Linked DNA regions of Mus musculus: region 2 is linked to region 1. A link is a loop called in an ENCODE intact Hi-C map of the cell type or tissue named here. Cell type or tissue: left cerebral cortex. All regions are shown on one strand.

Evidence for each region. Hi-C counts contacts between places; a loop is a spot of excess contacts. Peaks named below come from ENCODE experiments on the same cell type or tissue, not always from the same donor. Only the 100,000 strongest peaks of a DNase experiment are listed, where the experiment ranks them.
Region 2: a loop joins it to region 1, with 1.8 times the contacts of the local background. A loop is called at or near these places in 2 of 42 quality-filtered maps.

What each region holds. Positions count from the first base shown.
Region 1 is chr7:96,981,612-96,986,611 of GRCm38, reverse strand. The region is part of intron 5 of Nars2 (asparaginyl-tRNA synthetase 2 (mitochondrial)(putative)); the gene reads right to left. Among named protein-coding and RNA genes, the nearest start is that of Nars2, 33 kb to the right of the region's middle. In left cerebral cortex, no CTCF peak of the experiment used is centred here; DNase peaks (open chromatin) are centred at 571 and 2,497; H3K4me3 peaks cover 465 bases; H3K27ac peaks cover 874 bases.
Region 2 is chr7:97,026,416-97,031,415 of GRCm38, reverse strand. Nars2 (asparaginyl-tRNA synthetase 2 (mitochondrial)(putative)) reads right to left here. Exons shown (of 14, transcript NM_153591.4): 8 at 1-78. Among named protein-coding and RNA genes, the nearest start is that of Gab2, 53 kb to the left of the region's middle. In left cerebral cortex, no CTCF peak of the experiment used is centred here; a DNase peak (open chromatin) is centred at 2,015.

The DNA of each region.
Region 1 (5,000 bases):
GTAGGGAGACTTTCTCCACAATCTCCCAGGTCCCTACTGTCATTCACTCATGATTGATTTCCTACACAAACCAGACATAAGCTACCTCGTTAATACCTACCACTTTTTATCTCCTTTATAGATTGAGTCTCAGTGTAAGATTTTATTTAGACAAAACCTTTGGGCAAATATATATGAAACTAATGCAACAAATGACATTAAAATCTTTCCCATGCTACTCTATGGGCCAACCAACCTCTCCCTGGTCATATAAAAGTTATCAGAGCAAAACACTTTCCTAGGTTATTCTGCTATTAGAAGCTAAAAAAAAAAGCATTGAAAGAAACAGGAAACTAAGAATCACCAAACATTTTAGGATGCGTAGAACCAGTGACCTTTTTATTTTTATTTTTTAAATCAAGGTGTAAAACCCTTTGCTTCTTTAAGGATTTCCAAGAAAATATTAAACAAATGTTTTGAATTGCCTCCCAGTTATCTGTTCTCACAGCAGAACAAATATAGCTGAGTAGTTTCAGTCTCGAGGGACTGCTGTAGAAAAACCCACACAAGTCAGCTGTCTCCCTGTGAAGTGCAGGGAGGAGAAGCCAGCAGCAGCGAGCTAACCCTGGAAAAGAACGCAGTCTGTGACGGAAAGTTTACTTAACCTCCACGGCAGCTGAGCGAACGCTCACAGGCTGGCTACTCAGCCCCTTTGCTTTTCCTGTCCTCTACTCTGTCCCCTCGCCCTCACTTCTGTTTCCTCATAATCCCAGAATGGAAAAGTTGAGAATATAATGGGTAGAGCAGCAGCATGCCACACAAGCCTGAAAGGTCTACAGACAAAACTACGTGCTGTTGCCTGTTTATTCCAATCTGCAACTTCTCTTCAAGATCATGAAGGAAATGTCGAATAGTACCCATCTTCACTCACGCTCCATGCCCGGGGGGTTTGGGGGGGGGGGGGGTGTTAATCTCAATTGAGAGATTCCAAGAAGGCTAAATTGATACCTGTAACCCCGATGATGGAGGCAGGGGATCCTGAGGGCTCCCTGGACATCCAGTCTAGTTAAAACAGTGAGCTCCAGGGTCAGAGAGACACCCTAGCTCGGAAAATAAGGTGTGGAGGTGATTGAGGCATGCACACACGGACATAAGTTCACCACACAGGTGGAGGTGAGGGAAAATTCTATACTTTGGAATGCTTTATTATAATGTTTCATGATACAGATATAATAAAGATTCAAAAGGACCTGAGCTATAACAACTTAGACACCACTGCTTAAAATGGAAATATTAAGTGTTAGGTCAAATGCCATGCATAACCTGTTTAGGGTAAGATCAGTACTAGAGTCCAGGTTCTCAGACAGCAGTCCAATTACTAGTACTTACACTCCAGCTTGTTCCTATAGTGCTTGCTTTTCCATAATGCTATGATGAGGGCAATGGTATTCAGAATGATTTTTTGTTTTGTTTTCTTTTAGATGTGGTTTCTCTGTGTAGTCCCGGCCAGTCCCGGCTGTCCTGGAACTCACAGACCAGGCTTGCCACAAACTCAAAGATCTGTCTGCCTCTGCAAGATTAAAGAATTAATCCGTGTGATTAAAGTACTAGGATTAAAGGTGTGCACCACCACTGCCAGGCCCAGAATGAGTCTATAAAAATCATTCCAAAGAGCCGGGAGTGGTGGTGCACGCCTTTAATCCCAGCACTCGGGAGGCAGAGGCAGGTAGATTTCTGAGTTTGAGGCCAGCCTGGTCTACAAAGTGAGCTCCAGGGCTATACAGAGAAACCCTGTCTCGAAAAAATAAAAACAAACAAATAAAAACAAACAAACAACAAAAAAAAAAAAACCATTCCAAAGTATAGAATTTTCCCTCACCTCCACCTGTGTGGTGAACTTGTGTCCGTGTGTGCATGCCTCAATCACCTCCACACCTTATTTTCCGAGCTAGGGTGTCTCTCTGACCCTGGAGCTCACTGTTTTGACTAGGCTGGATGTCCAGGGAGCCGTCAGGATCCCTTGCCTCCATCACCGGGGTTACAAGTATCAATTTTTTACATGGGTGCTGAGGATCTGAACTGGGGTCCTTACATTTGGGCAGCAATCAATTTACCAAGTGAGCCATCTCCCTAGCACCAAAGTATAGAATTTTGAGCATTTAAGGACAAACCTTGCTATGCAGTCTCCAAGGATTTACAGTTTGGTAATAGGGAAATAAAAGATTCCTATCCATCTGTGCTTAAATAGGCTTCGGGAAGTGCTACAGGAATTTGTCCTGACAAGTCCTTAGAGGGCATCGTAGAATGAAATGAAGACCAAGGGGAACAGGAGTGGCAGAGAACTGCGCTTCACTTTGCCAAGCACGTTGTTAACAAGACTCCCCCTGCCTAGCCACTCCAGTAAGTCCAGCCTCCTTCTGTGTTTCAGTTGCTACAAATGTGTATCTTGGTATACACTGAACTTTCTGCCTTAGGATTAGGGCCATCTGCATTCCAGAACACCCACCAACAAGAACACCCATGCTCAGCTGAGAGAGGTTTCATCCTGGCAACTGTTGCTGCACAGGAAAGGAAGTTATGAGCTCAGACTGTAAACTGTCTGCTTTCCTGCTGAGCGGCTGAGAAAGAACAAGACAAATAAAAGACAAAAGGGCCTGCTACTCTTCAGATCAGCTGGTGAGGCTTGGGGATGCGGGGTTGAATAAAAATAAAGTCTTTCTTTAAAGGAGGAAAACAATGTTAACAAATAACAAGCAGGCTGAGCTGTGGCACTTCATACCGGGTTTCAGACACTGACCAGTGCCGTAGCCTAACACACTTCTCTTTATCTGACATTTCTGTCTTCTATTAAAATTAGCTCTTTCAAAGTTCTCAAAACTTAGACTAAAACATAAACTTTTTAATTTTTAAAATATTAAATTTTTAAAAATTCAAACTTGGTTCCATACTGATTTGTTAAAATCTAAACCCAAAACAACTCCCCCATAATTATCACTAGTAGAAGTAAATAATGGTGAACTATCAATCAAAACATAAAATACACGTGTTTCCCACATGCCATTACTGTAGCAGTGTGCAGTGATTTAAATGAGAATAGTCCCCCACAGCTTATTTAGACACTCTGTCCCCAGTCTGCAGTGCTATTTGGGGAGGTTATGGAACCTTTAGGAGGTATAGTCTTGTTGGAGGAGTTACATCACTAGGGTGGGCTTTGAGGGTTCACAGCTTCACCCCATCTCATGCCCACTTCTGCCTCCTGTGTGTGGATAAAAACATGAGCACCCAGCTCCTGACCACCATGCCATGCTTCACCTCTTATGATGGACTCCATTCCTCTGGGAATTTAAGCTAAACCAAACCCTCTCTTCTTTACTGCTTTTTATAAGGGCATTTTATAACAGCAGCATAAAGGTAATTAATACAGTGCCATAACTATTTTCATGTGTGCAAAATTAGACATAGTAATATTCAATGAAACTTCACAAGTGACAGTGAAGGAGTGTAAATAATTAAAATTCCACAGTAAAGAATAATTCCAATATGCCAAGGCACATGTGGTAGTGCCCTGGAATAGTAAGCACCCTTAAAGGAATAAGGCAGATTCTCATTAAGAGCAGTGTGAACTACTGATAAATGAAGTAGATATAGTACATTGAAAACAGTATTATTTGGGTAGTAATATGGAAGACATGTGATGTTTGGAGAGAGTATAAATAGGACTCAATGGACAGTGACCGAGGCTGCGCAACACTTGCAGGTCTTGATCTTTGCTGATCTTCGCTTCCCTGAGAGAGGCACAGGGGAGAACTTCTCGGGTCCCTCGGGTGCTGATTCGTGTGGAGGCTGAAGCCTGGCTGTCTCTGCAAGGTCGTGCCACCACTGCTGATTCGTGTTTGCTATCCCAACTCTACTGAACTGGACTGCTGGTGTATCCATGAAGTGTTTACGAGTGGATCGAGCTGCTGCTGACCTGTGAACTGAACTGCCAATTTCCAGACAACACAGAGTTGCTCCAAAGAATCTTTCTAAGGAAGTCCACTTCCCCCTATCCTTTCTTTCCCACTATCTCTGGTAAGTGCCTTGTAGCCTGGTGTGCTACAAGGGAGGTTAAAGCATTTTAGAACCATCATTAAAAATAAGGTTTGAAAAAATTAAAGTTACATCTTTTTATTTTAGAAAGTACAACAACAGTTGGGAAAGGAAAATGGTGTCGTCAGCATATCTATGGTACTTTCTGATTAAGTTTTCCTGCATGCCATTCAGTTAATTCTTATAACTTCTAACTATGACATCATTCAAAAACTGAGGTCAGTATATAGGGGTAAAGTGAATAGCCTTTTCCTTCCCCTTATTTTAAGATGGTCTTCCGACCTATTCCTCAGTGAAACTGGTAAAAGTTATTAAAGACAAAAGGAAACAACCATTAGGATCACTAGAAACAGTCCAAGAACGCACAGCAAACAAAGAAAGATCTAGTTAGAACAATCTACCAAAAATTAGTATGGATGAAGAAGCCTATAGCGTTTGCATTGGAGGTCAGTCCTGTTTACCCTTCCTCATAGCTTACTATGACAGAAATTCTACCTGGACCAGTAGTTTTCAACCTTCCCAACATTGAGACCCTCTAATATAGTTCTTCATATTGTGGTGACCCCACACCCATAAAATAATTTTGTTATAACTATAATTTTGGTACTGTTATAATGCATAGTATAGCTATATGATATGCAGGGTATTTGAGATGCAAACCACAAAGGGGTTCAGACCCACAGGTTGAGAGCCACTGACCTAGATGATACAGCCAAACCACACGCCTCTGTTTGCCCCACAGGACCCACCCAGTGGAAGGCTCTTGCTCTAGTTGCTGAACTCCAGGCCAGGTGAGGCACACCCAGGACACCTGGAGCTGCTGTTCCCCCCCAGCACTCAGTTTCTAAACAAGGAAGTTCTTCAGAGTCATCAATGTGTCTGCCTGGAGCATTAGAACCCCGGCTCCAAGATCTTGTCTCTGCAAGAGACAC
Region 2 (5,000 bases), 45 kb before region 1:
CTGGTGACACAATTCAACATCTTCAGGACAGTGTGAGAGAACCATCTCCGTGGTCGCCTTGAAGAGTTCCTCCATGACCTAAGAGGAATGAGACACAATTGCCTGAGCAGCAGTTTTATACAAAAACCTCCACGGCTTCAGGGCTTGAAGGATTTTCCTCTAGCTTCCAGCAACTAAAACTCAACTAAGCTTGTTAATAATCCCTGAATGTATTACAGTGACTCAGATCAATATTGGTATTGAAATGAGCTGTGAAGTGAACAGCCATCATTGACTAATTGTCTCATTGCTTATCAATGAACTCACTTGCAGAATTAAGACAATCATAGCACCTCATTAACAGGACCGTTGTGAGAATTATATTAAATAACCCTGTATATTAGCTTACCTCTTGGTTCAGAGAAATATTCATGATATTAGACTTTGTGAAGAGAGAACTTTTTGTGAAGTAGTTGGGTCAGTCAATGGTAAATGAAAGGAAACTTGAAAATTTAAGAAGCAACAACATGCATCTAAATAATAATTGTATATATGTTTATTTCTTAAAATATAAAATATAAATTAGTATATGAGGATTAATTCTATCAAGCATATCCCCATAAGACTCATAGGTGACCTGTTTTCCTTAGAAGAAAGCAGTTACGAGAATGGAAAATATTTCTGAAGTATTTTACTTGTTTAATTACTTGTATCTTTTGAGACCGGGTCTCAGCAGCCCTGGCTGGTCTGGAACTCACTATGTAGATCAGGCTGCTCTCGAACTCACAGAGAAGACCGGGATTATTAATGTCACCACACCCAGACAAGAGTTTCTGAGTTACCAATAGCATAAGTAGTTATGACAATAATTGGGGGGGGGGGGTAGAAAAACAAGAAGAATCCACAAATGAAATAAGAGTAAAGAAAAGTTGAAAGGAATCGATTAAACCAGGCCAAAGTGTTCGAAGGGCTTTGTATTCTACAGTTGACTATCAGTGCAATATAAAACTGTAAACTATTGATATGCAGAGGGCTGGGAGTGTGGTTTAGCTGGGAGGTGCTTGCTTAGCTCCCTCCCTAACATTGCGCAAACTGGACAGTGTGGCATTGGCAGTTACAGGCACACCTATAACCCTAGCACTGGGGAGGTAAAGACAGGATCAAGGGTTCAAGATCATTCTAGGATATATGAAAGCCTGCTTCAAAAAATCCAAAACTCTAAAAGGACCATATGCAGAATGTTTACATTCTAAAATAAAAACAAAAGTAGACCTCTCCAGTGGAGAGAAAGTAGAGTCAGGGGACTTGAGAAAAGGAAGAGCAACCACTGGTGGTTAAAGGCCCTCCACGTCCAGGTCCAGCCTCTATCACCTTCCAAGACAGCAGTGAGACAGATAAAGCCAAGTACCTGAGTGATGTCCCTCAATTACAGAGCAAGGTGAACAGCAGGAGGAGGGAAGAGCAGCTGGACTGTGGAAGAATGAGTCTGACTGCCGGTGTTGTTAACTGCTGTCTTAGGAGTAAAAACTTTAACTTGAAGATGGAAACCCTGCCCTCCATCCCAAACTCTGACTTTCAGACTAAGTTCTATAAGCACATCTGATAAAATCAGGAACTACGATGAGTGGAGAGTACAAGATGTTTATAAAAATTACTAAAATAGTCTTTATTAATTACTTATGATTCATGAATAAAAAGATTTTATAACACCGAGTCAAAACTTAAATGCACTGCGAGAAAAGGAGAAGCAGGAGGTTACTTTTTTCTGTGTTTAAAAAAAGATTTATATTTTGAGTCATTAGACAATAGATGCTGAGTCCCACTAGTAGAGTGAGTTAAGTAGCAAATCTGCCACCCAAACTTGAATATTCTCTTTTAATGCTGAGTTTCATGAGTACAGTTAACTGCGTGGCCGTGCCGACACACATGCGCCACAGCGGTCCATGGCAGAGGGCAGAGGACGACTTTCACAAGCTGGCTCTCCATTTCCTCCGAGGCTTCCTGGGCTTGAAGTCCATCAGGACTACATGGGCAAAAGCTTTATCCACGCTGAGCCATCTTGCTGGTGCTGACACCGCATCCTTACCCAATCCCAGTGCTTGGCTGTCACCGACTGCATGAGTCAGCACCAAGACTCACAAAATCAGTCAGAGGTCTTCTTGTGTAATTATGAAGGAAACTGCTCAAATGGGTGGTGTTCTTTTTATTTTTAATTTTAAAATATAAGACAGGGTCTTTAAGATTTACTTTTTATGGTAATTCTTGTTTTGTCTTTTTGAATCAGTCTCACTTTGTAGCTTACACTAGCCTGGATCTTATAACCCTTCTGCCTCTGCCTCTCAAGTCAAGGACTATGTATTTGTGCTATCATTTCCAAGTCTAAAATGGCAAATTCATGTTTACCATAGCTAAAACCCTTTCTCTGTGAATGATATTGCTAAAAGAGTGGAAAGACAAACTGCCAACACTAGGAGAAATATTTTCAAATTATGTATCTGAAAAAGGATACATATTTGAAAATGAAGAAGTCTCAATGCTCAACAACAAAGGTTCAGGTGTGGAGGTGCGTATCTTCCCAGAATTCAGGGGGTGGAGGGGCAGAATGCCTGAGTCCAAGGCCACCCAGGGCTACACAGTGATGCCATCTCAAAAAACCAAAACAATCAAAGTTCAACAACAAGAAAACAAGCAACTTGACCAAGACTAGAAATTCATAGCTGCTAGGCAGATGACAAGATGTTTAACACAGAAACCCTCAAGATATACTGGGGAAATACAAAATAAAATCATAGCATATTGCTTGCAGGAATGTAACACAGTGTAGTTACCCTGTAAACCAGACAGATTCCTGAAAAAAACTAAACATCAACCTTAGATCTCACCTCTTCACTCCTTGGACCTCACCCAAGAGAGATGAAAACTATGTTCTCACAGAACCTGCACTGGAAGGTTTATAGAAACTTTTTTCATTGCTTTCCAAGACTGAACTAATACAAATGTTCTTCAGTAGGAATGGTAAATGACTGTGGTGAGCCTGTGTCAGGGAACTACCCAGACAACAGGAGAGTCTGATATATAGTATACTAAGCGGCAGAAGACAGTCAGATATGGACACAAGAATGTCCACATTACAGTCTGCAAAGGGCAAATTACTCAAGAGAGACAGAGAAGATGAGCAGTTGACAGTGGGAGGAATTAGAATGCAAGGCAGCAATAAGTCGGAGCTGTTTTGTAAGAGCAAAACTGTCCCATATTTTGACTGTAGTGGATATATGCCTGAAAACTTATAGTTTACATGAATGTGATACTAAGAAAACAGACATAAATCAAAACTGTCATAGGAAACCAGTGTGTTTTTCATAATGTCAGAAGAGTTGTCTCCTCATCCGAAGCCACTAGACACACAATGGCTCATCTCTCTTGGGTCATCTGACCTTGTTTATTACTCCCAGACTTATTTTGATATATATATATATATATATATATATATATATATATATATATATGTATGTATGTATATGTATATGTGTGTGTATATGTATATGTATATGTGTGTGTGTATATATATATATATACACATACATACACACACATATATACAGCCACACATACATATACATATTACACATATATACATACATACACACACACACATATATATATATATATCGCTGGTATTATTTTATATATAAACTTATAATATATATATACACATATGCATATAAATATATATATAATAATACCAGCAAGAATATCTTAGGGTGGTGATAAAATGACTGCTGTTATGGTTCACATTATTCTTGAGTAATGCTTAAAAATCCATCAGCTAAAATATCTATAAACAACTCTAACAACAGAGGACGAATGAACGAGAGAAAATAGAATGGAGTAATGATACGTTCAAGTATGTTTTAAATTTTATTACATTTTGAAAATGATTTACTTTTTATTTTATATGTATGCTTTGCTTGTATGTATGACTGTGCCCATGTGTGTACCTGGTGCCTGTAGAAACCATAACCCCTAGAACATCAGATCCCCTAGAACTGTACTTAAAGATGGTTGGGAGCTGTTGCATGGGTGCTGGGAGTCCTCTAGAAGAGCAGCCATTGTCCGTAACCACAGAACCATCTCCAACGCCAGTGCTACATTTGTGGATTAATTTTGTGATGCCACAGTACTACTGTGAAGGTCAGCTCTCCTCTTCTGCCATGTGTCCCAGGCATCACACTTAAGTCATCAGGCGTGGCAGCAATTACCTTTACCCAGTGTATGAAAGCGGACCTGCATTCTGTTTACATTCACCACAGTGGTACTTACTTATCCATTTCTCAATGTTCTTATGAAAAAAACTTGAGGAAATGAAAGTATTTTGCAATCTTGTCATGTGTCTAACAATTTACATATTAATCTTCATAACCTTTCCCTTTGGTGTCTATGTTGAGGCAGTGGAAATAGGGTAGAGGCAGATATGGGGAAGTCTGAGAGTGGTTCCTTTCCTCACAGTGCTCTCAGTATCTAAGTGAAGAAAAATAACACTGGGTGGTGGGCTCAGATAAAGCTGTTTAAGGAATGCATACCGTTCTTTAAGGCTCAGAGTTTAACTCCACATAGTCAGCACCAGGGTTATTCCAGAGACATTACTAGCATTTTGAACTAGATAATTCCTCAGGGGAAGAGAATACATTTTGTGAGTGATAAGGCCTTGAAAACCATCTTTGGCTTTAGCCATTACATACTGGCAGTAACTACTCTACCCATCACCACCTACTCCTTGAAGGGATAAGCAGAAATGTCCCATGAGTGATACTGACCTACATAAGCAGTGGAAGGCATTACAATGCATGGCCAAATACATTATCTGGCAATGTTAGTTGCTGACAGACTGACTCTTCAGGAACTGCCAGCCCAAAGGCACTGCCTTACTCAAGGGTATGTTTCTTTAAGGCTAGCTAACGACGTCAAATACCTGGGTGATAGAGGAAAGCACAAAAAACCTCCCTCCTGTACACAGAAGGAAA